Regions from separate parts of the Mus musculus genome. Here region 2 is linked to region 1. The links are chromatin loops, found by intact Hi-C in ENCODE. Cell type or tissue: gastrocnemius. All regions are shown on one strand. Each heading gives the region's core, and the rest is flanking DNA. Links, peaks and the distances in the headings are about the cores only. Region 1 holds the start of Gm39819 (a long non-coding RNA gene). Region 2 holds the start of Gm36763 (a long non-coding RNA gene).

What was found. Hi-C counts contacts between places; a loop is a spot of excess contacts. Peaks named below come from ENCODE experiments on the same cell type or tissue, not always from the same donor. Only the 100,000 strongest peaks of a DNase experiment are listed, where the experiment ranks them.
Region 2: it touches region 1 in a loop (19-fold over the local background); 2 of 42 quality-filtered maps call a loop at or near these places.

The regions. Positions count from the first base shown.
Region 1 is chr11:50,686,301-50,701,984 of GRCm38, forward strand. All of the region lies in intron 3 of Adamts2 (a disintegrin-like and metallopeptidase (reprolysin type) with thrombospondin type 1 motif, 2), which reads left to right. It overlaps Gm39819 (a long non-coding RNA gene), which reads left to right and starts at 11,589. Exons shown (of 2, transcript XR_879828.1): 1 at 11,589-15,684. In gastrocnemius, for the core only: no CTCF peak of the experiment used is centred there; no DNase peak of the experiment used is centred there.
Region 2 is chr11:50,534,702-50,550,385 of GRCm38, forward strand. It overlaps Gm36763 (a long non-coding RNA gene), which reads left to right and starts at 10,197. Exons shown (of 3, transcript XR_388623.2): 1 at 10,197-10,805; 2 at 11,518-11,671; 3 at 11,795-13,016. Gm46259 (a long non-coding RNA gene) reads left to right here and starts at 13,079. Exons shown (of 2, transcript XR_001780128.1): 1 at 13,079-13,708; 2 at 13,844-15,684. In gastrocnemius, for the core only: no CTCF peak of the experiment used is centred there; DNase peaks (open chromatin) are centred at 5,595, 5,934 and 10,944; H3K27ac peaks cover 565 bases.

The DNA.
Region 1 (15,684 bases), core at 4,620-12,619:
TGGCAACACTCAGCCTTCCTTAGTCTCCTGTGTGGCCCCCCTGGGCCATTCTGAGGAGCCATTCCTTTCATAGGAGGAAACGTGCTCTGTCCCAACAGACCCTGTGCTCTCTACTGAGTCTTTGGCTTAGAGTCTGGGGTTCTCCAACCATTTATTGTGTTGTCCTGTTGTCTGTCTTTCAGCCAGTGAAGTCACTTCCTCAGGCCATTTTACTGACTATATATAATTAATGTAGCCTGCGGTTAGACATGGTAGCTATTTAAACATGACCCAGCACTGCCTTCTTCAGGGTGTCTACCCAGAGTCACTCTTCAGTTCCAGAATATTTTCACTCTATCGGAAGCCTCTTGCCCATTGAATAGGCACTCCCTACCCCTTCCCCAGGCCACGGCTACCAGGAAGCTGTGCAGGCTCACCCAGGTGACCATTCTGATTGGTTCCAGGCTCAGGCCTGCTCAATCTCACCCCACTCCTGTGGGTGCCCTCCTGCACACTTCTTTGTCCCCCTAGCTCTGCCTCAGAGTTGGCCGCGCTGTCTCTCAGAGAGACATGCCTCTGTCCAGGTCCCTGGTTCTTTCTCTCCATTTGCTCATGTGACACATGCTGACTGCCATCCCAGTGACAGAACTAAAATAAAGTCTATGGAGACCCTATGTCTCTCCAGAATGGAATTACATCTCACATATCTCCTGGGAGTAGCCAGGGGTGTGAATCAGTCAGCAGCACAGGAGAATCTGCCCGAATCTGCCCTCAAACAATCCTGCTATGCTTCTGCCTAAGGAGTAGCCTTCTCTAAACTCCTGGAGTGAGATTATTATTGGCTTGACATGAACCTTACGGCTCCCACAGAGAAGTCATGTCAGCAAGGACCCTAATTTCCTGTGAACATCTCTAGCTGGGACATGCACAATCAACGTGGGGCATAGTAACAGAATTCATTCTTAACATCCTTATCCCAAAGAGAAAGCATCCAACGTGAACCTCTGCATTGGCTGAGCTGGAGCAGGCGTGTACATTCTGGGCTCACATGGGTGTGCATGTGTGTACATGTGTGTGCGTGAGTCACTGGGACTGCAACCAGGATGGGGCAGCTAGCACAGTTAGCAGAGAGTATATTGGGGCCAGTGGGGCTTTTTCATATCGGACAAGTGAGAAAGGGAAGCGGCAAAGCCAAAGAGCTGAGACACACTGAAATCCTAGAGGAAGAGGGGAAAGACAGATGCAAATCTCTCAGTCTCCAATACATGTGCGCACCCGAAGCCCTGCAGCGCAAGACGGAGGTATTATATTAGATAAACAAGATGAAACCCACACCAAGCAGCAATGTGCTACCACCAGACCCAGAACAAAGCATAAAGGCAAAGAAAGGTTGAAGGTGCAGGAACGAGGCAGAAATCTCCAGCAGTCAGAGCTGAGCCATGTCGTTCTATCAATCCCAGACAACAGACTCAAGGCAGGAGACTCGGCGAGGGAGAGACAGGTCAACATTTAATGAGAAAAGGTTTGTTTCCCCCAAGACGAGGAGGTGACTGCAAAGGTATATTCATCTGATAAAGCGACCTCCATGAGGTAAACTTTCCTTTCCTGGGGTGGAGAAAGAGCCAAGTCGTATTATCCTTTTGAGGAGATAGCAGGTTCCCCTCCTCCTCTAATTAGTATTAGATTAAGTGGGTAAAAAAAGAAAGAAAGAAAGAAAGAAAAGAGTCAACAAAGATAAGAAATTTTTGAATACAACAGACACAACAGACTGTTTTAATGAGAACAGATGAATTTTGCATCTGCTAAAAAAGTCTCTAGTTTCTCTCAAGCTCATGTACACTATTGTGAAAATCATATATACAGCATCATGAAAGTCATGCTTGTAGCACTGTGAAATTCATATATGTAGCACTGTGAAATTCATATAGGTAGCACTGTGAAAATTATACATATGGCACTATGAAAATCATGTATACACCATTGTGAAAATCTTATATACATCATTGTGAAAATCTATTGCTCAGGTTCAAATCTCACGAAATTTCAATGAATAATTATGAGACACCTCTTGCTTCCTGACCACTGTGCCTTGAAATTAGAAATTAATAAGATTTCTCCCCATCTCTTGCCCAGGACAAATCCCCATTATTTAGAAGTTTAGAGGAGATCTCTTAAATAATTTGTGGGTAAATTAAAACCATCAAAGGAGCTTGGAAAACACCTAGGAAATCCAATGATCATAAAAGCCACCATATAATATCAAAACTTAGGTGGGAATTGTATGAGAAAAGAAGGCTATGAGTAATAGAGATCAGTCTCCAACTTCCAAGGGCTGAGGGTTAATCCAAAGGACCCAGACGGCATTGTTCCCCAGGGATGCAAAGATGACTCTATGGGTAAGATCACCGGCTTCTCTTCCATGGTACCTGGATTCAAAGGCCAGCACCTACATGGCAGTTCACAACCATCTGTAACTCTGGCCCTAGGGGATCCATCACCCTCTTCTGGCCTCTATGGGCATTGCACAAGTAATGCCCAGACATACATGCAGGCAAAACCACATATACACCAATAGTAGTAGTAGTAGCAATAATAATAGTGACAATAATAATAAAAGGTTTTTTTTAACCCATGAAAACCTTCCCTCTGGCCAGCATTGTTGGTAGGAGGATACTGATCAGCGCTGACAGATCTTTTGTGGTTCTTTTCAAAAGAAAATGAAAGATACATCATTGTGTAAGAAATTTCAGAAGTGTGTGTGTGTGTGTGTGTGTGTGTGTGTGTGTGTGTGTGTGTGTGTGTGTGTGTGTGTATGAGCATGCACGCCTGTGCAGGCCAGAGGGCAGCCGTCCACTTTGTTGACGGCTTTTGGACTCACTGGTTCGGCTAGGCTGGCTGTCCAGCAAGCCCAGGGATTTGCCTGTCTCCTCTCTGGTGCTGAGACTTACAAGCAGGTCCATGCAAGGCTTTTTGCGTTTGTTCTGGGGATCTCACTCAAGTCCTTGCACTAGCTAATCAAACATTTTACAACTGAGCTCTCTCTCCAGGCCCAAGAAATCTCAGAATTAAAAAAAAAAAAAAAACAGCCGGGCAGTGGTGGCACACGCCTTTAATCCCAGCACTTGGGAGGCAGAGGCAGGCGGATTTCTGAGACCAGGCCAACCTGGTCTACAGAGTGAGTTCCAGGACAGCCAGGACTATACAGAGAAACTCTGCCTCGAAAAACCAAACCAACCAACCAAACAAACAAACGAACAAACCGTGATGTGGACTGTAGGGGACAGGTCTCTTCGGCTTCCGTACCTCTCTCAGGACTCCTGGTTTCTTCTGAAGCAGCATAGGGTGGGACTGTTCACCTGGGGGTTTCACTGGCTGGGTGGTCCAGCTCAGTTTTCAGCAGTGATGTACTTGGGGTCAGGCCTCCATTCACAATCCCTGCCCCCAGGCCCCCTGGTGCCACCTCTGTGTATAGTGTCTCCACCCTGGGCCATCTCCTTTCTGATTAGTGTCTGTTTTCTGTTGTCACTGGCACATACTGGAGAAGTTCCCAGGGAAGAGGCTTATTTTGGCTGACAGTTCTTGTTCAAGGTCAAAGGGCTGCATACGGCAATGCCCTTTTGCTTGCAGAGTCCTGGGGCAGCACAGGGAACACATGGCGATAGGCAGGGAGAACATGCGCGTCCCTCTGTCTTCTGTCTCTGTTATAAAGACACCAGGGTCCTAACCTGAGGATCCACCCTGATGACATTATCTAATCCTAATCATCTCCTAGGTGCCAACTCTATCCACTTACAGCAGATTAAGTGCCTACCTTCTTGGTGCTTCATGATAGGGATTTAGCCGCAGCATGAATTGTCGGAGAACAGGCATAGAGTAGCCAGCTTCTCCTCAGAGGCCAGTATGGACAAGTTTGTGTGTAACCATCTTCTTGTTTTATTCTGGGGCATATACCTAAGAGGAGAGTTTCTAGAGCCCAGGTAAGTTCCTGATTAACCTATAAGACATAATTTTAGATTAAAAAAAAAACTACTTCAGATTAACATGGCCTTTAGTTTCTTTTCTATTGCTGTGATAAAGCACCCTGACAAAAAGTAGTTTGGGTGAGAAAGGGGGTTTTATTTCCACATCCAATTCCAGGTTACAGTTTAACATTTTGGGAAAGTCAAGGCAGGAACTTCAAGCAGTCGGTTACACTACATCTACAACCTATGGCAGAGAGAAACAAGTACATAGGTATTCATGGGCTTGTTTGCTTGCTTGCTTGCTTGCTTGCTTGCTTGCTTGCTTGCTTGCTTGCTTATTTGTGCTCAGTGTGATTTCTCTGCTCATACAATTTGAGACTCCCTGCCTAGGGAATAGTGCCACCCACAGTGGGCTGGATCTTCCCACATCAGTTTAGATGATTCTGCACAGATATGCCCACACACCAACCCAATGTAGACATTCCTCCCGGAGATTCTCCTCCCAGATGATTCTAGGTTGTAGCAAGCTTATAATCAAAACTAACAGCTGGAGAGATGGCTCAGCGGTTCAGAGCACTGACTGCTCTTCCAGAGGTCCTGAGTTCAAATCTCAACAACCACATGGTGGTACACAACTATCTGTAATGAGATCAGATGCCCTCTTCTGGTGTGTCTGAAGACAGCTACCATGTACTAACATATAATAAATAAATAAATCTTTAAAAAACCCTAACAGTTATAGAATTAGTATGTATAAATTGTACTATAGTAATGTATTACTGTTCAGCAAAATTGATGGAACTAAGAAGGCATGATGTGAAGTAAAACAAGCTAAATAAATGCAGGGTGTTTAACCTTTTGAGAAATGGCAAGACTGTTTTCCTTAATGCTTTGAGTGTGGTGCCCCTGCTGGAGAGCCAAGCCTGGTGGCCAAGCACAGGTCACAGACAGATGCCTGGAAAACTTGACACTCGTTTCCTATTAGCAGAGACACATCGCTCTCTCGGTGTAGTTTCTACTTTTGTCTGAGGATTGAGGTTTCTCAGACCTGATCTACCTGCTTTATTCATAATGTGAAGAGATGCAGGGGGGAAGCTTAGATACCATTTCTTTGTGCTGCACAGTCATTTCTCTATTGGCTGTGTGCTGAAGTGGATCTCCTACTGGCCAGAAATGCAACAGGTTCAAACCCTGCCTGGCTCTGGTATCATGTGGATGTGAATTTCACCGTGATTGTCTCCCAAGAGCTTGAGGGAGATAGAAGAGCCCACATCTGTAAATATAAAAGGCTTGGAGGTGGCACAGCTAGAATGTGGAGATACTGGGATTTGAACCTGGGCCTCTCTGATGCCTTCTGGCTTCCAGTGCTAGCTAAGTCTCTATGAGGAATGGGTGGGTGAATGGATAAAACATCACCTCTACTGAAACAGGATGGATACGAAGTCTCTGCTATCTCCCTGGTGTGAGCAGGAATACAGGATATCTCAGCAGTTCATCTGGCCAGGACCGTATGGGAAGAAGCCACGAGTGGGGGCAATATGGAAGGTGTGTGTGGACTGTGGGAATATGAGCAGCAGGTCTTTACATAAATTAGTTGAGTGTAACACTTGTCTCTCTTCAGGCAGGCACAGCTACGAGTGGTGGTGCAAGATTTGTCACTTAGCTCTTACTCTCCTTGATGACAAGACAACTAACTCAGTGGCCTCCTAGGGTCTTGTCCCATGGAACACAGGGCGGCAGGAAACAGGACCTGGGGGCCAACAAGATGGCCCAGCAGGTAAAGGTGCTTGCTGTATAAGCCTGGGAACCTGAGTTTGATCCCAGAACCCACATAAAAGTGGGAGAGAAGTAATTGCAGAGTTGCGATTTGACATCTACATAGACCCTGAAACCCACACACAAAAAAAATCACAAGTGTACACATGCACACACATCCACATATAAACACAGAGAGAGAGAGAGGGGGGAGGGAGGGAGAGAGAGAGAGAGAGAGAGAGAGAGAGAGAGAGATGGTTAGTTAATTAATAATTTTATAACCAAAGAACTACTCAATGTATGAATAGTTTTTAAAAAGCTATAAAAAAAAAGACCTAAGCGACTTGTTATTTGGTGCTTAAAGTATGGGCAGCCACCCCGGTGACCCAGGAAATATTACCTGGGGCCGGAGGCTACCTGGAAATGATTCTGAGGAATAAGAGATCAAGGGGAGGCCATTCTTTTCTTTTCCCTCCTCGATAGGTTTATTGAGCTGGACTTCACCTAAGCTGCAATCCTGACATTTGAGGTGCAAAATTTATGTCTTTCAGCACATAATCATCTCATGATAGCTGCAGGGCACTGGTGTCAGGACTCCTGAGAATTCCAAAATATGAGTCTCTCCTATAAAATACGGAGACATCTGCACACGGCCCAGTGCATCTGGACACCTCAGACAGTCTCTAACGACTCCAGGCACCTAGAACGGCACACTGCTGCGTCCACAGTCGCTATGCCCATGAGAAGCTGTAACGTGTTTCACAGCTTGTTGTTTGGTGAACAGATGAGGAATGCAGTTATGTAACGGGTCAACTTTAAAACAATTTCATTGTCCCCCAAAGAAATGCTGCACCCACAAGTCCTCTTCTCCCTCAGGTATTTGTGGTTTTGTGTGCCCCATGGCCTCAACACTGGGCGGGAACCTGCGGCTCTCAGACCCCAGGCCTGACTCTTCCTAAGACCCCCTTGTTGCCTCCCAGAACAGGACAAAGGGTGTGACTAATGTTTATGCCCCAAGACTCCCTCTCTTAATTGGACTTTCTAATCCAAGAAATATATGGGTAACCAAGCTTTGGCTTCTGCACGTGTCACCAATGAGCTCCATACAATGCTACCCTGAGGCAGCCACTCCTCCCTGCACGTCTCTCAAGCCTTTTAATGCCTTGTGGTCCCATGCCACTATGATGGATCTGTAACACAAACAAGTTCCCATCCCTGCCCATCACCCTTGCTCAGCTCTTCAGAAGCTTCAGAGATAATAGCCATCCCTAATCAATGGTTTGATCTTTCTGATATGGCATGGGAAATATGGAAGCAAAAGACTCATAATAAAAAATGTTTTTTTTTCCAGAATTGCCACACTTTAACAAATACTTTCCAGCACGTAATATTTTATGCTAACTCCCAGTTACCACTGCACCTCACCCAAATGGTCAGTCTCAATGAAAATAAATGGTGCTGTAAATTTTACCACTTAAGATGTTTTTAAAAGTCAATGTCTTAAATTCTCTTCTGTTGTTATGATAAAAGCACTCTGACCAAAACAACTTAGGGGAGGTAAGGATTTATTGGCTTACAGTTTTTGGTCACAGTTCATCACTGAGAGAAGTCAAGGCAGGAACTCATTCACAGTCAAGGATACAGTAGAAGCTGTAGAGGAATGTGGCCTGCTGATTCACTCCAGGCTGGGACCACCTACCTAGGGAATGGTGCCACCCACAGTAGGCTGGGCTCTTCTACATCAAAATTAACAGTCAAGACAATACCCCCCCCCCACACACACACAGACATGTCCATAGACCACCCTGATTTGGGAAATTCCTCAATCAAGATTTCCTTTTCAGGTGACTCTGGGCTGTGTCAAGTTGACAGTTAAAGCTAATTGGGACAATTAGCCAGTCCTCTCACATACACACCACACACATGGTTCATGAGATGGGCTGAGCAACCTCCACTTCAACTGCTACAAACAAACAAACAAACAAACAAACAAATCCCCTCAGGAGTGTGATCTTTCCCTCTAGAACTTGCTAGCTGTGGTTGTATTGTAGAGTATTTAACTAATGCTCTACTTTGAAGTTTACAAATGTTTCTTTCCAGTTTGCATGCTTTTTAATTTCTTTCTAATTGCTCTGCCTATATCTTTCAGCAACATGTTTAATGGCTGTGTAAAAGTGGATTTCTTTAAAAAAATAGTTCAGTTATCGCCACTGAATGAGATGCTTGCTTCGGACTGTTCTGGGATGCCTTTGCCGTACTAAGGCAGTTCTTGCCATACCTAGTCTCTTTCTAATCATGAATAATGCTGAACGTGCTCAAATTTTTTTCTGTGTCAATTGAGGTGATCATACAGTTCGTTTCTATGAATGTGGTAGAATATGTGGATTCATTTTTGTATGTAGAATCATCCTTACATTCCAGTGGTAAACTCTACTTGATTATGGCACATAATCCCTTTAATATCATGCTGGAATCATTTTGCTAGTGCGTTATTGAGAATTTTTTATTCTATATTCACAAAGGAGGTTGGTTGTAGTTGTCTTACAATACCTTTCTTAGTCAATCTCTTGTTCAATTTTCCTATTTCGCCTTCAGTCAATAGTAATCGGTTCCTAGAAACTTCTTAACTTTGTCCTGCACGGTTTGTCAGTGTGTGGTTATCCAGCATTTTCTCTGGTAGTTCATTTACCTCTACAAGGTTGCTAATCCTGTCCTGAGTATTTTTCTCATTTTTGGAGTTCAAGCTTTTATTATAGTAAATCTCATTGACTTTCTCAAAGAACTAACTTTCGGTATTTTTCTATTGTTCTCTGTTTTGTTCCTGTTTTTCTCTTTCTTTCACTAGCTCCGAGTTTACTCTCCTAGCTTCTTACAGTGTGAAGCTGTGTTTTGATGTAGCTCCTCCTTATTTTTTTAAACATGATGGTTTACAGCTGTAAACTTCCCTCTGGGCTCTGCCTTTGTATGAGTTTTGGTTACTTTGGGGGTTTGTTTTCATGGTTGTCTCAATAGACTGTCTAATTCATCTTACAATTTCTTCTTTGTCCTAATTGTTTGAATAAACTATTCATTGAGATTCCACACATTTGTAAAGTTTCTTTTGTTTCCTCCAGTTTGGAAAAGATACTTTGTATGGTTTCAATACTTAAACTTGTTTTGTGACCTGACACTGATGTTTATAGCAGAGAATGACTTGTGTTCACGAAGATGATATTTCTTCTCCTCTGATGGTATAGGGCATTCTACGTGCCTCTTAGGTTTATTTGATTTGTGATTTTTAATTATTTTCTATATAAAGATTTACTTATTTTTATTCTAGATGTATGTGTGTTTTGCCCGTTTGCATGTATGTATGTGCACAGTGTGTGTGCCTGGTACTTGTGGTAGCCAGAAGAGGACACTAGACCTCCTGGCACTAGTGTTCTAGGAGGTTGTGAGTCACCATGTGGCTGCTGGGAACTGAACTTGGGTCCTCTGCAAGAGCAGCCAATTTTTTTTAACTGCTGAGTCATCTCTCCAGGCCCCATTTTGTCATTTTCTATTTCTATCTACGTGTATGTGGCTTCCTAGATTCCCTGTCCACACAGGGAACTTTTCAAAGTTCCTGTTCTCCAACCTCTTCTTCCCCAAACCCCTGGATTTGTTTATCACATTGCTTGCCTTATCTTTTGAATTTTGCCCCAATTGGCTCACATATGTTTTCCTTTAAATTTGTTTGACAAATATCAGGGAACTTACTTCAGCCCTGGGGAAATGACTAGTCAGGGGAAACAAATCAAGTCACTGTAGAAGCCCATGGCTACAATTCTTTGGAAATAAGGTTTTTATTGTTTTCTGTGGTACTGTGGACTGGGTTGGTCACATGGGCTACCATAGTTCTGGAACTCTTGAGTTGGAGAGTAGGGTGTGGCAAACAGGAATTAACACACACCGAAAGCCAGCAGCTTCCTTATTCACTCATCAGTACCCCTCAGCTTTTGTACGTTTCTGATTAAATTTTGGCATTCCCTAGAAGTCGATTCTGACAGATTTACCAGTTTGTTCTCTGCTTTTATGGAAAGGCAATGTTTTGTCATTTCCCATCCTGACATGTTGGCAACATCCTCTCCAATGTCATATACACCTTCACCTATCAGAATTGTACATATAGGAACTTAACGCCATTGAGGTAAAGACGTTACTCCTCCCTGGCATGGCCACCATCCCTCTCTCTGAGATGGCTCCGTGTCTTGTATTAGCTTTCTATTGCTGTCGTAACAACTTGCTGTAAAGTTAGCAGCTTGTCTAATATAATTTACGCAGCTTTTGAGGTCAGAAATCTGAAGTGGGTCTTGCTGACCTAGAATCAAGTTGGCAGGACTTTGCTCCTTCTGGGGACTCTACAGAGGATCTGTCCTTGGCCTTTTCAGTTTCTGGAGGCCATCTGCATTCCTTGGCTCATGAGGCTCTCTCTCCATCTTCAAAGCCAACAACATCAGGCCAAGGATGTCTCCCGCTGCTGCCTCTCCAGGTCTTTCTTCTGCATCCTTCTTTTATCTCTAGGACCACTTGTGATTGTGTTGGTCCTTCCTGGCTTATCCAGGAGGCTTCTGCATCACAAAGTCAGCTGATCTAACTTTCCTTCACCATGAAATAATAGTATTTACAGAGTCCAGGGCTTAGGACATTGGTGTCTTCGAAGGACCACAATGCTACTAACTACATATTCTTGCCCAAGAATGCATTTTATAATCGTTACTTCACATTATTTGATACTTAAAGAATCTGAGAAAGAAGAGCATGTGCCTATAGTTTGATACAATGACATTATTTTTACTGACTACTTCCAGCTCACTTTACTTGACGCCTGTGGATTCACTTACTATCTGGTGGGTGGTAACATCACTCTCACTCATGTCTGTGACATTATGGTTAAATAAATATATTGTAGTTCTAGATGATACAGACTCAATGATACATTTATATAAGTGTGTTTTGTATAATTACTTTCAAAGTCAGTTGAGAAAAGAGGGGAACTACATTTGTGCTATATGTATAAATTATCATTAATTTCATTAATTATTAATATAGGATGTGTGGATATATTCAAATTATTAGTCTTCTTTTTAAAGATTTATTTATTTATTTATTTATGTCTTAAGTACTCTATCTGCACGCACACCTGCATGCCAGAAGAGGGCGTCAGATCCCATTACAGATGGTTGTGAGCCACCATGTGGTTGCTGGGAATTGAACTCGGGACCTCTGGAAGAAAAGGCAGTGATCTCACCTGCTGAGCCATCCCTCCAGCCCCCTAAACTTTCTTCTAATGTGTCTTATAAAAGAGGTCTACTGACAACAATTTCTCTCAGTTTCTTTTTAATATTTGGGACAACTATTTCACCTTTGAATGACAGTTTAATAGACATTGGATTCCTGGTGGATGGCCGTTCACTGTCTCTTGGTCATCTGTCTTCTGTGATTTCTCATGAAAAGTCAGCATTATCTGAATGGGCTCCTTTGTACACCACAAGTCATCCATCCTGCTGTTTTACAACATTTCCGTATTTCACCGTTTTTCTGTGATGTTTTGGGTTCTCTGCACGTATTGTATTTGAAGCTTTTTGAGTTTCTTGCCTATGTACACTGATGTCTTCCTCAAGTTTAGTAAGTTTTCAGCTACTATGTCTCATATTTTTCTCTTGTCTTTCTCAGTAATCTTTCTAATTCCTCAATCCCCCATTAATCTCCTCTGTAAGCTCCCTCATCCCCTATTCCATGCTTTCCCAATCTCTCCTTTCTATCCTCCTCCCTACCCCTCTTTCAGCTGTCTCCTCATCTCTCCCTTTAATGTCTCTCCACCGCCTTCCCCCATCCTCCCTCTCACCCTCATCCCTCCCTTTCATCCCTCTTCCCTCCTCCCCATCCTCCCTTCTCACCCTCTTCTCTCCTTCCTCTCCCTCCTCCCCTCCTTCCCTCTCGTCCTTCTCCAACAGCTGGGACTTTCTCTAAGGTGAACTGGTAAGAATTACAAACAGAAAAGAAAGAACAGATTCCAGCTCAAGTACAAAAGCTTCGTGTTCTTCTTGAGATATTCTTACCAAAATTTAATTGATTTTCTTGAAGAAGTGGTGTTCCTTCGTTTGCTGTATTCCCTTAGTACAATTATGGCAGAGTTTAACTTGTTTCTTTTAATTTGCTTTTCACCCCTGGGGCTCCTCTGGCCACCGTTCCTGGAATGGAGCTCTGGGGTCCTCAGTGCTTGGAAACTCTTCTTAGTATCATGGCAATACGCAAAGCGGGGGACACTGTATCTGTTGGGATCTAACGAGGTATGGTTGCTGGAGACACAAATCCAGTTATACCACAGGCAGAACTGTACTGGCACAGGAGTGAGACAGTAGCCATAGCTGGCCCATACTATGTCATGGCTGAGGCCTGTGCCTTCCCCTTTCTAGTTAGCTTTAGCTGTCAACTTGACAGAGCCTACCTAGAGTCATCTGAGAATGGAGTCTCCACTGAAGCATTTCACAGATCAGATTGGCCTCTGGGCATGTCTATGGGAGTTGTCTTGATTGGTGATTGATTTGGGAGGAACCAGCCCACTGTGGGCAGCACCATTCCCTGGGCAGGCGATCCTGGCCTATATCATAAAGTTAGTTAAGCATGAGCCTTTGAGTGAGCCAGCAAACATCATCTTCCATGGTTTTTGCTTCAAGTTCCTGTTTGAGTTTCCTCTTTGATGGATGGTGACCTGTAGGTGTAAATCAAATACATTCTTTCCTCCCTAAATTGCTTTTGGTCATAATATTTGTTACAATAATAGGGTGGAGCTGAAACATTTCTTCTCTCTTGACATGGCTCTTTTCTGTGGAGACCTCCTTCTCGGATCATGATAAGTCACTTCACATAAGTGACTCCAGGATTCCTGTAGGAGCTTTACAGGCCAGGAAGGAAGATATTTTTTGTTGGTTGGTTGTTCTCATTATCCCAATCTCATGGAAGACTATTGTCTCAGTTATTTTGTTGTTGTTGTTGCTGGGATAAAACACCCTGACTAAAGCAATTTAAAGTAGAAATGGCTTACTCCAGCCCACAATTCAAGAGTACACTCTATTGTAGTGAGTAGTCAGGAACTTAAAAGCAGCTCAACACGTCATGCCCACAACCAGAACCAGGAAGTACAGTGAGGATGGATGAATGGCCTCTACTCCGTTCCCTTCCTCCTCTTCTGTAGATCAGGAGCTCAGCCAGAGAATGGTGTCACCCACAGCAGGGAGGTCTTCCCACCTCAACTGATGACGCCAAGAAAATCCCCCAAGTGTTTGCACAGAGACCCACCTCTCAGGTGGTTCTAGATTCTGTCGATTAATGCTAAATACCACACACACTGATTACACCACATGTGCACTCCCTGGATAAACCACTGTGGCTAGGGAATGGGTACCAGCTGTGGACTGTGAACCCTCCCCTGTAGCTCTCTGAGTGCAGACTAGATGTGGTGTACTCACCCATCAAAGTTACATCAGGCCCCCTCGGTGAACAAAAGAGGGAATCAGGTCATCCCAAGGACCCTCATTTTTTCCTGATTAAAAAAATACATATAGCGGGAAGATGACTCAGTTAACCTCCGTTCTTGCAGAGGACCTGGGTTTAGTCCCCAGGACCCACATGGTGGCTCACAATCATTGATAACTCCAGTTCCAGGAACTTGGATACCCTCCTCTGGTCCCCCCCACCAGGCATCATGTATAAATGTGGCGCACATAACATACATACAGGCAGAACTCTCATATACATAAAATCAAATCATCTTTAAAAAATACTTGTAGATAAGTACATGTGCAATTTTACACATGCAACAGTCCCTCCCTTACCAATGTTTTGATTGATGAGGTCCTATTCTATACACCCATATAAAAGTGGGGCAGATGGAGCCTGCCTAGAACCCCAGTTCTCAGGAGCCCTGGAACAAATAGGCTGCTTGACTAGCCACATAGTCAGTGATGAGTCCAAGTGAGAGACCCTCCTTCAATGCGTAAAATGGAGACACGATCAAGGACGCCAACCTCTGGCATCCGCCGACACACGAAAACACATGTATGCTCACATACATACCATAAACAGGAAAAATGAGACAATGATAGATTTGCATTTGGCTCTTTGCCCCAGATTAAGCAACAGTGAACCACGGTTCTCGTCAGTCACATGATCACAAAGGGACAGAGCCCGCACTCCAGGCTGTTTGGTAGGCTTGATATATAGTTTCATGACGTAGAGCAGTTTCAGAGGGGTTAGTTGGGCTCCACTGTGGGCAGAGGAGCATCTGCAGTTAATCTGTGTGTGCTCTGAGTCGCACTGATGTACTCAGAACTTAAAAATCACACTTCCGAAGAGCCATCTCTTTGCCATCTCTTTGGACTGCGCTCCTCCTGCAAAACTGAATGAGCACTTCCCAAAAACTGAAATAAAGTCAGAGTATGCAAGTCAAAGAAAGAGCACGTTTGAATTGTGCCCAAGCAGTAAACTTCTCCAAGGAGACTGTGGTCATTGGACCTTCATAAATGGAAACTGCAGAGTGGCCTCTGACACGGCGATTTTCACATCGCCTTTTGAGCTTCAGATTGCTTTTGACTCTCTGGATGACACTGAGGCTGAAAACTCTGACTCACAGAGATGCAGAATAACAAACCCAACTCGCCAAGCCCTGCTGGACGATGTGAATCGTTCTGGGTTGACCTGATGCTACCTCATTTTCTGCAAGCCCGAGTGAGCTCTTCTCTGGCGTTATGTGCCTGAAAAGGGCTGGCTGGGGCAGCAGGCATCAGCTGCTCATCTGTGGTATTTCTACCTCACATGCTGTCCCTTTGGACCAAACAACAAGGCCTACAGAGGCATGTGACCTCTGTTTTTACAATGTTCATATCCTGAATTGTATAAGAAAGCAGACTGAGCAAGCCAGTAAAAAGTGCTCTTCCATAGCCTCTGCTCCAATTCCTGCTCTGCTTAAGCTCCTGCCCTGATTTCCCCCAGCGATGGACTTGTTACCCGGAAGTGTGAGATGAAATAAACCCTTTCCTCTTCAGGTTGCTTTTGCTCACAGTGTTTCCTCACAGCAATAGAAGCATAACAAAGACAGGGACCAATCAATACTCATGTCAAGTCTTTGCATCATGTTCTACCACGGTTGGGTTTCCTCTTCTACCTTAAACTGGAGATACTCTCCTGGGAAACTTTCACACTGAAACCCACAACCCGTCACCAAGACTGTCCTCTGCTTAGGAGGGTAGAACCCTGAGTTCTTCTTCTGTTAACTGGTGAAACTTCTAGAAGTAGTGGAGAGGTTAGATTCCAAGTAGGACCAGTTTTCAGGTGTCCATAGCAATTGACCAAGGTCTCTGTTGGTTACTGTTCTAGCACTGCTTGAATAAAGTTACAAAGGCCAATACTCTGAGGGATTCTTCCCTTCCCCTTGGCATGTGCCACAAGAACTCACCGGGGCATGGAATCGTGGCTTGTCAAACGTGAGCATGGCAACATCTTTCAAAGTTTCTAGAAAAGACCCACTGACTGTTGTTTTTTTTTTGTTTTTTTGGGTTTTGTTTTGTTTTGTTTTTTGATGATACCATCTCCTCAACCCTTTGTCTTAATTTGTTTTCGGTTGCTATAACAAAGATGCACAGGACTGGGAAGTCTGTAAGGGGTAGAAGTTTATTTCCATCACAGTTCTGGAGGCTGGGAGTCCTAGATTATAGTGCTGGCATCCATCAGTGTCTGGTGACGACTTGCAGCTACAACATAACGCAATGGGGAGAGAGCTGAGTGTGCCAGCTGAGGCACCTCTTCTTTTAAAGCCACCGTTATCAGTATGGGGGCACCACCCTCATCACCTCATCTGATCCTAATAAAGGCCCCATGTTCACAATGCCATCAACATGTGATTTGGATAACTATGATTTATCCACGTGAACTTGTAGGGATCGTGTTCAAATGGCAGTGACCTCTGGCC
Region 2 (15,684 bases), core at 3,878-11,877, 150 kb before region 1:
CTATAACTTTGCTACTGTTATGAATTGTAATGTAAGTATCTGATATGCCACTCCCAAAGGGATCAGTGACCCAGCGATTGAGAGCCACTACCTTAGCAGGAAGACACTGGGACTTAATCCTAGTATAGGCATTACTGACATCCTCTCAGTGTGTCTTCTGAGTCTCCCACCACAGTGGATCTTGCTGTCCACAGGATCCTCTAAGTCTCCTCTGACTTGCAGGTTTCATTTTCCTTTGCTTGCTGTCTGCCATTATCTCTCTTTTTTTGGGGGGGTTGTCTTCAAGTCCCTGACTACATAGGCACCTCTCCTGCTTTGGCCCAACCTATTGGTGATCTGAGTACAGGATCTGGATTGAGCTGGCCAGGCCTGTAAGCATGGTCGTTGGGCAAGGGTCATTGTCTCTGTGCCTCAGTTTCCTCATCTGTGAACTGGGAATGGCAGCATATCTTCCTCACAGAGCTGATGTACAAGTCAGAAGTGACACTGGAGACACTATCACAGATGTGCATACTGCAGCTGCCAATAGGTTCCCTCCCCCACACTATGTGCTGTGTCAGGTACCTTGCTTGGCCACAGTGGATCTATCAAGTGGTCACCCCCAGATGCTAAGACCAACCCCTGTAGATGCCCACTTTCTTCTCTTCTTCTTATCACCCACCAGACAAACTCTACTGTCTTCCTTTGCCTGTCTATCATCTATAGTCTTTCATAGCCATGGGAGCTGACCCAGATGTTTTGCTGGCCAACTGCTTCACTATTTTGGAGAATGACCTATGATAGCCATATTTTCTGTTTTGAATAGTTGGGTCAAATTGAAAGAATAAAGAGCAAGAGATAGACCAATAGATAGCCAGGCATTATCAAACTAGGTGCTCACAACATTCAGCAAACAGGCTGGGGAAACTGAGGCAGTTGGCTTGAGTTCTTGACTGAGCATCCCGTGGCTTTTGTCTTCTCTCTCCCTCTGCAGGGAGATGTCATGGGATAAACAACAGTAATGTCTACTGGAGAGGATTCACCTTTTGGTTGTCCTTAAGGACACGGTGCTTTTACTCTCGGATGTGTCTTAGTTACTCTTCTATTGCTGTGAAGAGACACTGTGGCCAAGGCAGCTTATAAAAGAGAGCATTTAATTGGGTGCCCTCTCATAGTTTTAGAGGGTAAGCCCATGATCAACATGGAGGGGAGTGTGGCTGTAGGCAGGCACGGTACTGAAGCAGTAGCTGAGAGCTCACATCTGATCTGCAAGTTGAAGGTAAGCAGGCAGAAAAGGAGAGAGAGAAACAGAGAAGGAGGGAGACGGAAATGAGCTCTTGAAACCTCAAAGCCTAGCCCTCAGTGACACACCTTCTTTAACAAGGCCACACCTTCTAATCCTTCCTAAGCAGTTCCACCAACCGGGAACTGAACATTCAAATATGTGAGGGCATGGGGGCCATTCTCATTCAAACCACCACAGACTGTTTTACTTGTCTTTTGTGCCAGACATAGTTGGGACAGGAGCATGCTATCTTCCGACAATGGGCCTCAGAGGACACGTTGAGACAAGCATGCTTGGGTGTGAAATGGGAGAGGGAAATCCATCTTCCAAAGCCTGTCTTTCAGTGAGCTCAAACAGCACACAATAATTTACCAGTATAAGGTATGTTGCACTCACCTGACCCTGGCAGGGTGGGTGTGGAGTGGGATGGAGGAAGCACAGGTAGGAGTTGGGGGTGGGGTGCCTGCCAATTGGGCACCTGATGCCCTGGTGTGGTTCAGTTCCCCTGCTGACTCCACCCTTCCCACTCTCCTCACTTTCCTGGCTCTGGTGTCGGTTGAGGGAAGACAATGGAGTAAGATGAAGAACCATGTCTATGGTCACTGTTGCCAGTGGTTACCGTACCCAGGACTCTTTATTGATGTGGTTCTGAAATTATGTCTCAAGGTCCACCAAGTAGCTCAGCTGCTGGATCCCCACTGTAGCACAGGACAAGACTGTAGATCTAACCCCATTCTCTGATGTTGGAGAGGCAGGAGCTGCAGCTGTGGGTGCTTGGGACCAGTTGGAAAAGTACCATGGACTTGATTATGAGCCAGTGCTGCTGAGTAGGAGGGTGCTTGAGAAGGGTTGATTCTATGGGCTGGTCTCAGGGAATCTTGCTCTGACTCAAGTATATCAAGTCAACAGAAGGACAGTACTCGGTCCTCATAAGGGCATTGCATTCAGCAGGCAATGCAGGTGCCACTTGGCCACTGATGTCTACCATTTATAGTCCAAGAAACTTGTGTAAAGGAATTCTGGTGGTTCTGTCAGGGGATGAAGACCAGTTAACTCTAGTCAGATGGATGCCACAGGGTCCCGGTGGTGTCCAACAACGATGCTCTGGCTTCCCTTTGCCCCTGGGTCTTTGAGGCTCGTGAGGAGTTGGCTTGGGCACACCCCTGCCCCCTGCTGCAGTTATCCCACAATGCCAATGAACCATAAAACCTAAAGTCCCAGTTTCACAAGTATATTGTGATGGTATGAATGGCCCCAAAGGTTCATATGTTTGAATGTTTGGTCCTCAGTTGGTGGAACTATTTGGTAAGAATTAGGAGGTGTGGCCTTATTGGAGAAGGTGGGTCACTGGGAGGTGGACTTTGAGGTTTCAAAAGTTATAGAATATAAAAAATTATATTCTAGTTAACTAGCTAGTCCTCTGCCTCATGGCAGTGGATCAGATGTAAGCTCTTAGCTACGACTCCAGCACCATGTTTGTCTTCTTGCTCCTACCATGATGGTCAGGGCCCCACCCTCTAAAAATGGAGGCAAGCTAGCAATTAAATGCTTCTTTTACAAATTGCCTTGTTCATTGTCTTTTGTCATGACAATAGAAAATTAACTAGGATAACATATTCCAAATGCAAAGAAACCCCATCAAATGTTTGAGGGTTGGCTCTGGCAGGCAAGGGATTCAGAGAGAATGAAAGGACAGAAAATCAACAGATTAAGAAGAGGCTCTCAAGGGATAGAGACTCCGAACTCAGTCTCCTTCTTCAAGAGCCCAACATGATCGACAAGAAAGGAGGGAGTGGATGGGGGTAGGCTCATGGTTGCTGGGTGGTCAGAGAAGGGAAAACCACTCTGGACAAAGCAGTAGACACCCCATTTGCAGTCCATACACTTGAGTTTGATTCCAGTGCTTGCTTGCTTGATTTACATCTCAAATGTGGTGCCCCTTCTGGGCATCCCCCTTCTCTGGGGCATCAAGTCTTTACAGGATTAGGCACATCCTCCCCCACTGGGGGCAGACAAGGGAGTCAGTCCTCTGCTACATATGTGTCGGGGTCCTCGGTCCAGTCCATGTATGCTCTTTTGTTGGTGGCTTAGTCTCTGGGAGCTCCCAGGGGTCCTGGTTAGTTGACACCGTTGGTCTTCCTATGGGGTTACCATCCCCTTAAGCTCCTTCAATCCTTCCCCTAACTCTTCCATAGGGGTCCCTGGCCTCAGTCCAATCATTGACTGTAACTACACGTATCTGTCTCAGTCAGCTGCTAGTAGAGCTTCTCAGAGGACAGCCATGCTAGGCTCCTGTCTGCAAGCACAGCATAGTGCCAGGAATAGTGTCAGGGTTTGGTGCTTGCCCATAGGATGGATCCCAAGTTGGGCCAGTCACTGGTCGGACATTCCTTCAGTCTCTGGTTCATTTTTGTCCCTGCATTTCTTTTAGACAAAAACAATTCTGCATCAAAACTTTGAAGGCGGCTTGGTGCCTTCATCCCTCCACTGGTGGCCCTGTCTAACTACTACTGGAGGTGGTCTCTTCAGATTTCATCTCCTCCCTGTTTGGCATTTCGGCTAAGGTCACCCACATTGCATCCTGTGTGTTTCTCACATCCCGGGTCTCTGAGACTTTCTAGATGTTCCCCCAACCCCATCCTCCACCTCCGATAGCAGCACATTTCCATTTGTAGTCCTGGCCGTCTGGGCTTCTCTCCTGTCTTCCCACATATCTGATCCTGCCCCCCTTTCTCCTCCTCCTCCCCTCTCCCACTCAAGTCTCTCCTTCCCTCTGCCACCCATGATTATTTTGTTTCCCCTTCTAAGTGGAATTGGAGCAGCCTCACTTTTTAGAGACAGGGTTTCTTGTAGACCAGGCTTCCCTCCAACTTTCTCTGTAGCTGAGGATGGTCTTGAACTCCTGATCCTCCTGCTTCCTCCTTCTGAGTGCTGGGATGACAGGTGTGTCCCATCACACCACATTTATGTGCTACTTGGCGTCGCCTGAGAGTATCACGTGTGCTATGCAAGTGCTCTGCCAACTGAGGTGCATCCCCAGACCCTGTCTCTTCTACTTAAGAAATTAAAAAAGTGTATTAAGAATAAGAGGTTCCCTGTTGCTGGAGGTTCAGATGGTGGCCAAATGCAGGGCTGAGAGTGGAAGGAGAGCTGTGGCAGCTTGGAACTATGCAAGTTGTGTGCACATAGGCCATTAATATGGCGTGCAGCTCACAAGAAGATGAGATGGCTGGCACTCCCTTACCCCATGCCTCATTTTGCTTCTCCTCCATTAAGATCTCCGGAAACTTTCTGGTCTTTCTTGACTCCATCAGTGGGGTGCAAGCTGATGCAGAATACACAAAGTTTGGACATCTGGGCTCTCTCTCTTTCTAAAATACAGGATCTCCCTATGTAGCCTAGGCTGTCTTCGAACTCACTGTAGACCAGGCTGATCTCAAATGCACACTCTTCCTGTCTCTGCCTCTCCAGTAGCAGTATCATGTGTGTTCACCATTTCCAGCTTCTGGGCCATTTTGGTCAAATACAGGCCAAGGGTTCAGCAACCAGGAAACGTCCTGACCCTTGCTACCTAAGCTGAGCATGCCACCTTCAGTAGGGCTTGGGCCTCCCCGATCGCCACACTCCTGGAGGGCACACCTTTGGGTTTCAAGGTCATTTTTCAGGTGAACACAGCAGAAGTACTAGGTAATGGTTTTGGGGTCTGCAATCACTTTTGATAACATAGGTGGACTATCTCTTGTCAGACAGGCTTGGGAACCAAAATGCTTTAGATTTTGCATATGTTTTTATATTTGAAAACAATTGATCCTGATCTTGGAATGTGTGCTTAGATGTAGGGACGTAGGAATATATCTCAGAGTTGGGATCCAAGTCTATGCACAAAACACATTGATAACACATTCAAAGCCTCACACATGAGACCTGCAGGTCACTCTGCACCATATACTTTGTGTGTTTGCATTTGGCTGTGCGAAGCCAGGTATGGAATTTTCCATTTGTGTCATCTTTCTTTAGATTTTGGAGCATTCAGAGTTCAGGTTAGGGACTCTGGTCACACAGGCACACGTGGGAATCACACCTCCTTGTGCATCTCTTTGTGCCATTGCTTCTGGTACCCAAAGTAGCTGGGGCATAAATGCCCCCATTTTTCAGATGATGAAATGGAGTCTCAGGAAAGAGATTGTCTGGGAAGGTCACGGACACCAAGAAGCAGCGGTCACACCAGATGCCAAGTCCCTGCTGGCTCTCTCACCAATAGTTCAGCCATCCCGGCCGACAAGCGCAAGGCCTGCTGGGAAGGCTGTCAGGTTGCCAGGATCCTGGGAGGACGAGGAGGCTGAGGTGGGAGCTGCGTCCTGGGCCTGCTCCGCTCAGCTCTTCTAATTGCTGGGAGCTGGCCAGCCCAGAGGACAAGCTGGTTACTGCAGACCTGGCGGAGCGTCCTGTTCCTTTGGGTGTTGGTTTTTTCCGTTGCAATAGAAATAACCTCACTCCTTCAAGCAGGGCTGGGCCAGCTTCTCCTGGTCACTCACATCCCAGATGGCCTTGGGAAACTCTGACCCAGCTTGGACCACCAGGGAGTGTGGTACTGTCACCTCATCAGCAGCTGGTCCTGCCTCTGGTGGTGACTTCAGGCAGTCCACAGCTAAGCCACGGGTTGTGGGCAGGGGTCCGAGCCTGGCTTCTTGCTCCTGAGTCCTCTGCAGGGCCAGCTGAAGTCTCTCCCTTTGCCTTTGGCCACCCAGGGAGCAAGGCTCAGCCATTTTTGTCAGCTTGACTTAGGATGCTGTCTTGCCACAGGCTGGAACTAGGATGTCTCCACAGAGCAGAGCTCTGGCCACTTGTTCTGCCTGCTTTGTGTCTCTTTTCCAGCCTATTCTTGGCTCCAATCAGCCCAAAGAAAACCACCCTAGCTGGGGAGGAGGAAAGAGAAACATCCCTAGCTCAGGCTGGCCACCCTTGTTCTGAGCAGTCTCGGGTTAAGATCCCTTCTCTCGGGTGGGGTCAAGAGTGTCCCATGCTAGCTCTCACTCACACATGGGCAAGCCTCCCACCTGTTCTCTTGTGCCCACTGGGTGTCTCACTCCTTGACTGTCTGGACAAAGATGATCCAGGGTTCTAGCTTCATTTCGGTTGTTGGGATAAAACACTCCAACAAAAACCAACTTGGGGTCCAATGGATACATCTACAGAACAACTCCCGCACCTAAGGCTCAGGGAATGTTGTGGAAGAGTGGGCAGGAAGATTGTAAAGAACCAAAGGAACAGGGAGTTTACGTGAGATTGTATCTCCTAGGAATTGCAGAGGCTAACCCCATAAAGTTTCACTACCATGACTTCCTAAATGTGAGCTAAACAAGGATACTAATAGACATGCCAGTGTGAGGGCAGAGGAAACCCATGAACCTCAACCCTACACAAAGAACTGCAGGCGACTGAGGGCTGTGGAGAGCTGGAGAAATAGACTTCCTCAAGGGACAAGCATACTGTTTGCCCAATACCAAATGGTCTGCCCCGAAAACATACATACAAATAACATTACATAGACTGGGCAGGTTGTATTTGCGAATGTGTGTGTATGTGTGTGTATGCATGTAACAACAGCTAATGGGAAAAGAGCCCATGAATTTAAAGGAGAGCAGGGAGCTTCAGTAGATGGCAGAGTTTGGTGGAAGGCAATGGAAAAATGTAACTATATTATCATCTCAAAAATGAAAGAAACAATTAAACACTTAAAAAGGCACAAACACAGATAGTTGTAAACCATTCTCATAGTTTCCAATATCAAGTGAAACTTTTTCAGGTTGTTCTCTTAGAGCTGTTATCCAATGTAAGCAAGCATTCTCAGTTCTTATAGACAGACAACGATGATTAATCAAGAAATATTTTTGAAAGAAAAAAAAAGGCAACTTGGTGAGGGGAAGGTTCATTTCTGCTCACAAGTCTGTCTTTGCAGGGAAGTCAGGCTGGCAGGGACTTGAGGCAGAGAGCTATCTCACATCCACAGTCAAGAGCAGAGATGAGTGTATGTATGCCTGCTGCTCAGCTGGCTTTCTCTACTTCTACGTAGTCTGGGGTCAGAATAAGGAGTGCGCTCTCTTTTAGGCTGGGTCTTCCCACATCAATTAAACCAGTCAAGACAATCCCTCCATGTTGCAGGATATTTGATCACACAGTGAACCCTGAGATTGTGTTATTTGTTAAAAAAAAAAAAAGCTGTTTCTAAGAAAGTTGTGGTGTGTGTGGCTCTGCCTTAGAACACACCTTTAATTCTTCTGGCTGGACTGTAGACACGCCTTTAGCACATATCTTTAATCCCAAACAATGAAGGTAAAGTTTGTAAAAGGATGTATCCACGCTTGAAAGTGATGTCTAATTGAGTGTCAGACAGTGTGATGAGTCAGGGAAAGATCTGACAGAATGAGTCAGGGATAGGATATGCCCAAACTCTCATGAGGACAGGAGACAGAGTCTGCTTAAGAGAGCACCACAGAAAAGAAAAAGAGAAGGAGACAGTTTTACTGGGAGAGTTGAAGTGAAGAGACATGTTGAAGAAAGAACAAGTTAGACACAGGTAAAGACAGAAGGAATCAGAAGATTAGAACAGATTGCTAGAGCTAGTTTGAGGTCAAGCAGAGCAATTCAGGAGAGGCCAAGAGAGAAGCCAGACTGAATCAATCAGCTTAGAGAGGAGTTTGAGCCAGAACAGCTGAGTTGAATCAGCCAGAGATCAGAAAGAACAAGAAAGGGTGAGCTTATTCAGCAGCAAATCTCAGAGGCTGAAAACATTCTAGGCATAGATTAGATGGTACAGAGGCTAGAAGCTTCCAGGACCAGGCCTAGGTTATCAGATGGGAGATGACAATTATGCCAGGAGAATAAAAGATACTTTCACACCCACAGACATTCTCACAGGCCAACCTGATGGCAATGGTCCCTTACTGAGACTCTTTGCACGTCATTTCGGTCTGTGCCAAGTTTGACAGTTGAACTATCACACTCAGCAACTGTTCCCAGCCCATCACAGGCCAGGGGGTCTGGGAAGGGACAGAGGGAGAATCAGCAGAGCATCAGGCCACACATCTGAGTCCTGCCTCTTCCACCTCTGTGGCTTTCAAAGGCCTAGACCAGCTAACCTGGAACCTTACCGAGGAAGACAAAATCCTGGCTGGGCAGGATATAGGCAAGGGAGAGAATTGAATGAAGGCTGTGTGCAGAAGAAGGGAACCCACAGGGTGCCAGTGACAGTGGAATTACTGTAGGGGCAAGAGATGAAGCAGGACTGACCAAGTACCTTTTAATGAAATACATCATCATTCTCCATAGTTGGCTCTCAAGATGAACAGCAACTTTATGTAGCAAATTGTAGCAAATTCAAGAGTACTGTGTGCCTGTGAGGAATGAGTATGTAAATGTGAACATGTGGATGGGTCCACCTGCAAGTCTATCTCCCACTTCTCTCTTACCCTACCTTGGTCCATTTTGTGTTACTATAACAAAGTACCGGAAGCAGGAACACTTATAAACAGGTTTATAGAGAGGTTCATTTGTCTGGTCCCTGGAGGTCCAGACAACCTAACGCTGCCATCCATCACAGCATGGCAGAGAAGGGCAAAGGGAAGCAGCTACCAGCAGAAAGTCCCCTAAGCTCCTTTAGCAAGCTCTTTTCTCAGAAATTAATCCGGTCACAGAATACCTACATTAATCCTTCCTGAGAGTGATGTACCATCACAACCTACTTATTTTCTTTTTAAAAATATTTTTATTTATAGTAAAAATAAATTTAAAAACATATTTATAATTATGTGTACCTACGCACATCCGTGCATGTGAGTGCGGTGTCCACGGATGTGAGGACAGGTCAGATTCTCTGGAGCTGGAGTCACACTGGTTGCGAGCTGCTTGGAGTGAGTCCCGGGGACTGAAGTCAGGTCCTCTGCAAAAGCAGTAGATGCTCTCAAGTTCAGCCATCTCTCCAGGCCGTGTTTTTCTTTGAAAAGTTTTATCATTTCAGTCTCCAACAATGGAGGCGAAGCGTCCATCACATGAGCCTTTGGGAAGGGACTTTATTTAAATCTCATCCAAACTCCAGCACCCAGCTTCTCTCTCTTGCCTAACTCCCCATCCTCTTTTTTTCCACCGTGTTTTGGGTATAGGGGTGAGTCCTAGGTCCTGAGGCCTCCTTGCCTTCCATGGTGACCTGACCAGAGCACCTCACGTGTAAATGTGCAGTCCATCATCGATCATTCTATCAGGTAAGTGTAACGCAAGGGGGGAAATGTCAGTCTGCTTAGTAAGGAAGAAAAGGGAAGAAGATAAGTCATTAAAAGTTAGAGGAGGGAAATACATACGCTTTGCAGTGCAGGGCTGGTTCAAGTAGGACCAGTTTGCTGCGACTTGAGAGATGCTCCTGATTGATGATCCACTTGCAGCCTTGATTCAGCTCAGCATAGCAATTATTTGTCTTTCTTCTTCTCTTGTTCTAGTTTTTCCCTGTATGTTCTGGTTGGCTTTCCAAATTCTCCTTCCAGATCAGAGAATTCCAAATTCTCTCTCCAGACCAGGGAGGGTCACACTGGCTCAGAGCTTAGGAGGATCAGCATTCAGTTCCCAGCACCCATGTCAGGTGGCTCACAGCTACCTATAACTCCAGCTCCAGAGGATCTGACACCCACTCCTGCCATCCACAACATCTGCACTCCTGTGTACAAACACATGACTGCAAAATTAAAAAGAAAACAAACTTTTAATAAATTGTTACTTTATTTTATGTGTATGGGTGTTTGGCCTGCATGTATGTCTGCACACCATATACACGTGTGCCTACTACCTTAGGAGAGAGAAGAGGATGCCAAACCTCCTGTAGCCAGAGTTACAGATGGTTATGGCTTCTATGTAGGTACTGGGAATTGAACAAGGGTCCTTTCCCAAAGCAGTAAGTGCTCTTAACCATTGAGCCATCTCTCCAGACACCACAAAACAAATCTTTAAAAAGCCATGTCCAAAATCATCACCTCCGCAGAGCTGTCCCCAGCCGGGGGCAATTACTCTTTCCCAGAGTTAAGCAGGAAAAGTACCTTCACCAAGTGTTCCCACAGTGCCCTATGATGGCCGACGCTTGCCCCTCCCTCTGTGCGTTCCTCTAAGGAAGGGGCATTGTTAAGACTTCTTGAGACTATTCAACACATTCACTGACTAAGGTAGAAGTTTGGCTATTTTAAGCTCAAGGTATCCTGGGAATCTATCTCTCCCCAAGGGTTCAGTGGATTTGACATTTTTTTTTGGAAGATAGAAGACATAAAAGCAGGTTCTGGCTGAAGCCAGTTCAGAGGACTCTGTGTGGCACTAGCTCAGAATGTATTGTAAGAAAGAATGATTTTCCCATAGTTGAAACCTCTTGATCCGTTAAATCCCACAAGCTGGAAGCCAGAGGCTATCTGTGTCAGCTTCACTTTTCGCTTCTCTCATTCCTTCACGCACAAGAGAGGTGTCCTTCGCTTCAGACAGTGGACAAGCCTCATCCAGTTATGTTTAGCTGGTAGGTAATGGGCTTCTGCTCTGATGTGGGTACCAGATGCTGGGGGAAGTGGGGAACTGTGGGAGGAGAGAGCCAGGAAGCACAGATGTGGGTTCAGGGCACCCACCCAAAGACCAGGGGTACCTGGGCCAGGCACAGCAGCTGACGTCAGCTGCTGGCTGAAGTTGTAGCCCACTGCATATGCCTTGTGCCGTGAAGCTCAGAATTTTTTGGACTAAGAGGGTTTTAGTCGAAGCTCTGCTCCTTTCTGCATAATAGCAGTCTCTGCTCATGAGATGATCCTGGAGCCTTGGGGAGTGCTCTTGGCATAGATCTGGGCCTGGTGCCATTTGGGATTGTGTCCTTTTAAAGAGAGGTAAGTGTGACCAGATAGGAGCAGGGCTGGAGACCATGCACAGTCTGGCTCTTTGGCCCTCTTTATCCCACTCCTTAGGTCTTGGGGTAGCCTTGGGCAATGCATGTGGCTTGAAATAAAGAGGGGGCCTCTGAGGTACATATTAGAGCCCATGTGGCAGTGAACACACTGAAGAGACCTCAGAAAAAGGTCTTGAGAGAGGAGGTTTGGAATTCCAAGACTTTCCCCAGCCAGGCCCAAGGTCCACCACTGGTGTGGGTATTGGGTAGGAGGTGCAGCCAAGACTTGTGGGAGCTGTAGACTGTGCGGGCTCCTGTCCCTGGTTCTACTCACAGCGCTGACCACATCCACTCCCAGGTCTGGCTCGCTGTGCTTCCTTCCCCAGCATCCACACAAAGCTCACATCCAAGTTCCCAGCATTCCCCTGGGGTGGACCGCGATATCCATGCATCCTTCCATGCTGCTGCAGACTGAATGGGACCTTCGGGGGACCCTAGGCTTCCCAAGATAGGTACCTGGGCGTGGCTTTTCCTGACAAACATTTTTCTTTTCTTTTTACAGATGGAAGCACTAATTAAGACATTTGAATGTCTTCCATATTCCTAATTCTTTGTTCTTTTCCTTTATGTAACAGAGATGATCCTGCCTAGCGCATTACCAGCTGGCCGAGTAAACATCGAGAGACTATAAGGATATTTTATTTTAATTGCCTGAGCCTCAGGATTATGGAATCAAGATGGAAGGGGAGGATTCTGAAACAGGGTGGCAGTCAGGTGTGGGGGAGGGGCGGTGTGGGCTCCCTAAGACAAGCTGGTGGTCAGACTTCCTATTGGTCAGGAGCTCTTGACCTTGACCCAGGAGAGACTGAGAAGAATTTGGAGGAGGCCAAGCTGCTGTCCTGTTGACAAGAGGGCAGGTTCCAAGCCAGTCAATTAAACACATTTCTCCTTAATAAATGTAGCAACTGGCATGAAAATATGTCTTATTTTCGAAGATGCATGAATCAGTCAGTTTGGCAAGGGGCCCAAGAGGCAAGAGCAGTCTGAGCTGTCAGCCGTGCAATGTCCCGATGGTGGGTTCCAGGTTTAACTCTCTAGGGAACACAGCTTTCCAGAACAGGGCTCCGGAGCCAGCATCCCCTGGAGCTTAGGAAGTGGACGGAGAGCCAGGGTGCAGGGCTTGGATGGAGTCACCGACTGGGAGGAGCTACAGATGGCAGGCACAGTAGACATGGCATTAGCTCAGCCGCATGTGGCCATACCAGGGCAATGTCTGCAAGTGTTCCTACGGACCTGACAACCCATTAGTAGTGTGGTCCCTGGGCTCAGAGGTAAATGTACCTGGGGTTCTAAGCTTTCTCATCCACACAGACGGACTTGTGTGCACAGGAACCCGGAAAAACTGTAGAGTGGCTTCCTGATGGGACACACCCAGGTCTGGTAGGAGCATCACCTGGATACAGCCTGCACTGTGAACACTGGGAGTGTGGGGTTGGGCAAGGCTGTCCTTTTACATGGTGTCATCAGGTCTCTGCAAAGCATTGACCGCTCCACACAGTTCTTTGTATTCTTGTATGTGTTTAAAGACAAGATCTCCTGCAACAGTATGGGAAGGAACCTGCTGCTGGGTCTAATGACCTGAGCAGCATCCCTGGGACCAACACAGTGAAAGGACAGAACTGATTTCCATAAATTCCTGGACTCAGTGTTCATCCTGCTTCGGCCTCCTGGTGCATGCCAGGAGAGCCGGCTTGATGTGTAGTCCTCAAAGTGGCTGCCACTGCGGCGGCAGGAGCAGTGCAAGTTCCCCTGAATTCCCTTTCACCTGCCACCAGGATTCCCTAGGGAGACCCCCCCCCCCCAGGCTCTCTGCCTGCAATGTCATACTTGGGAGGTGGAGGCGAAGGGTCAGGAGTTCAAGGTCATCTGTGCAATGCCAGTCTGGATTACATGAGATCCTGTCTCAACACAAAAACCAAACCGAAACAAATTCAACTAGCTGAATCTATCGTATATGTGAATTCCCTACTATTAACCCACAGTGGGTGTGTGCTTATAGCAACTCATTAGGGGTGAAGCATCTCTCTGTAAGGAAACACCAGCTCATTATGGAGGCCAGGCTGATTCTGGTGGCTCTAATGAGCTGTGAAAACCACCCAGGAGCTAAACTAGCAGAGGGAGTGTCTTTGCATGCCTGGAGGAGCATTTGCTGTCTAAGTTTGGAGCAGAAGGGAGCTAACCAATGGGGTTAGGGTCTCCAGAGAACACCCAAAGGGATGAGCACACACATGTTGGAGAGTTTAAGTCAGCTGATGTTAAAATATCGAAAAGAGCCAAATGACATCCATGAGGCTGAGAGCCAGGTGGCTGGATGCCTCAGCATTCCCTATCTGGCTTGAAAACCTAGCAGGTTCCTGGCGAGCCACTGGTCCTTAGTCCATGGTGGAAGCATGGAGACGTGTTTCTTTCTGATGCTGGTGAGGAAATCGTCATCGTCATCGTCATTGTCTTCTCCATCAGCGACAACGACAGGATAAATCAACTTGGAGGTAAGAGACCAGGCTGGCAAAAGGCAAGTGATCTTTGGTTTACTCTACTCTTTTTTTTTAATCTGGGCAGCTACCAGAACCTTGCACGGGTTCCTGGGCTCACAGACCACAGACTCCTTCTCTTTTATGCCCTAGACTCAGCTCTCTGCTGTTTTCCATGGATTTCTACCTTCTCAGCCTTCTCTTCTGCCTCTTCCTGCCAGCAGTTGTTGAGCGCAGCCTGGTCCTTAGCTCTCACGGCTCCTTCTCCCTCTGGCCATCTGCAGGCTGGTGACCAGGACTCCACATCTCTTGCCTCAAGATTTGGACTTTTCCACTCAACATCTTAACTGACCCAAAGGCTGTTTGGTTCCCCCTTGCTCCTGTAGACTTCCTTGAGGGAGCACCCTCCCGCCTCCCTGTCAATGAACCTAGCACCCAGGACACAAGGACACAAGGTGAACCATCACCGCTAGATCCTGCAGACTCACCTAGGGTGCTCCCAGAGGTGCTCTTCTCCGGTTCCCAAGATCAGTCTTGGTTGCTAGTGGTAGAGAACTCAGAACGATGCCCGGACAGGAAGATGGGGTCAAAGGGTTTAAATTTCTTACTGTGCAAACAAGAAAAATAATTTGGATTTGGAGGTGGTGTCTTTCCTCTTGACATCATCTTTTCTTTCTTTGTTTGAAGTGTGTGTGTGTGTGTGTGTGTGTGTGTGTGTGTGTGTGTAGGCCAGAGGTTAACATCAGGCATTTCTACCTTATTTTTGAGAAAGGTCTCTCACTGAGCCCAGAGTTCACTGATGATCAACATCTAAGGATCCGTCCGTCTTCTCTCACCATGCCCACCATTGTTTGGATTGCAGACATGTGTGACCAGGCCCTGCCTTTACACGGGTGCTGGGGATCTTACTGACTTGGATGGCTGTTCTTGATGGTCTATTTGACTACATCTGGAATTAACTAAAACCCAAGTGACTGGGTACACCTGTGAGAGATTTGTTGTTGTTGATTAAATCACTTGAAGTGGGAAGAGCCATTTTTACTCCTGATCTTTTGAGGTGAGAAGATCCCTTTAATTTGGGCCACTCCTGCTGGAAGCCTATATAAAAGGCATGGAAGAGGGAAGCCTGCTTTGCCTGCTTGCTCTCTATCTTGCTGGCAAGTCTATTCCTTCACTGGCATTAGAGTCTACTTATTTGAGATTATGGCATATACTGAAGGCCAGCTGAGACATCCAGCCTCATGGACTCAACAACTATTGGATTCTTGGACTGTCCATTGGTAGACAGTCATTGCTGGATTGCTGGACTAGCTGGACTACCGTGTGTGTGTGTGTGTGTGTGTGTGTGTGTGTGTGTGTGTGTGTGTGTATTCTCTATATATTCATTTCATAAGTTTTGTTCCTCTAGAGAATTCTGACATCATATACACTGACTGAGCCAATTGCCCAGTCTGGTTTCTCCTCTTTATTGTGCCCTTCTGGGCCAAGTCATGACTTCCCCCCTTCTGACACTCCCTTCCCATCCCCTAAAAGCCATGGGCAATGGAAAATCACTTCCCAGATTCCTGTAGGTCCCAGAGAACAAGCTTGGCTTTTAAACTTGAGTTTTGTAAAACAACAATTCAGTAGGGTTATTTCTGGACAGGTAAAGGTGAGGGATTTTTTTGGGGGAGGGTGAGTGTAACAATATCATTTAATTGGGGCTCAAATTTATATTCCCTATCACCAAAATCAATTCCAAAATCTATTACTGTCCAGTCAGGTTATCTTAGGTATTTCATCTTTGAAATTATCTTTTCATAAGTACATGGCCTTTTCCCATTTAAGTTTTTTTTCCCCCGAGATGTAATTTACATAACTTAACATTTACCCCAAATGCCTGACCATAGTCTTTTGTATTTTCAGGATGCTATGTGTGTCCCACCACTGTACAGTTCTCAGTACTTTATCTCTGAAATGATTTTTAAAAAAACATTGCAGCATTTGGAAGCTCT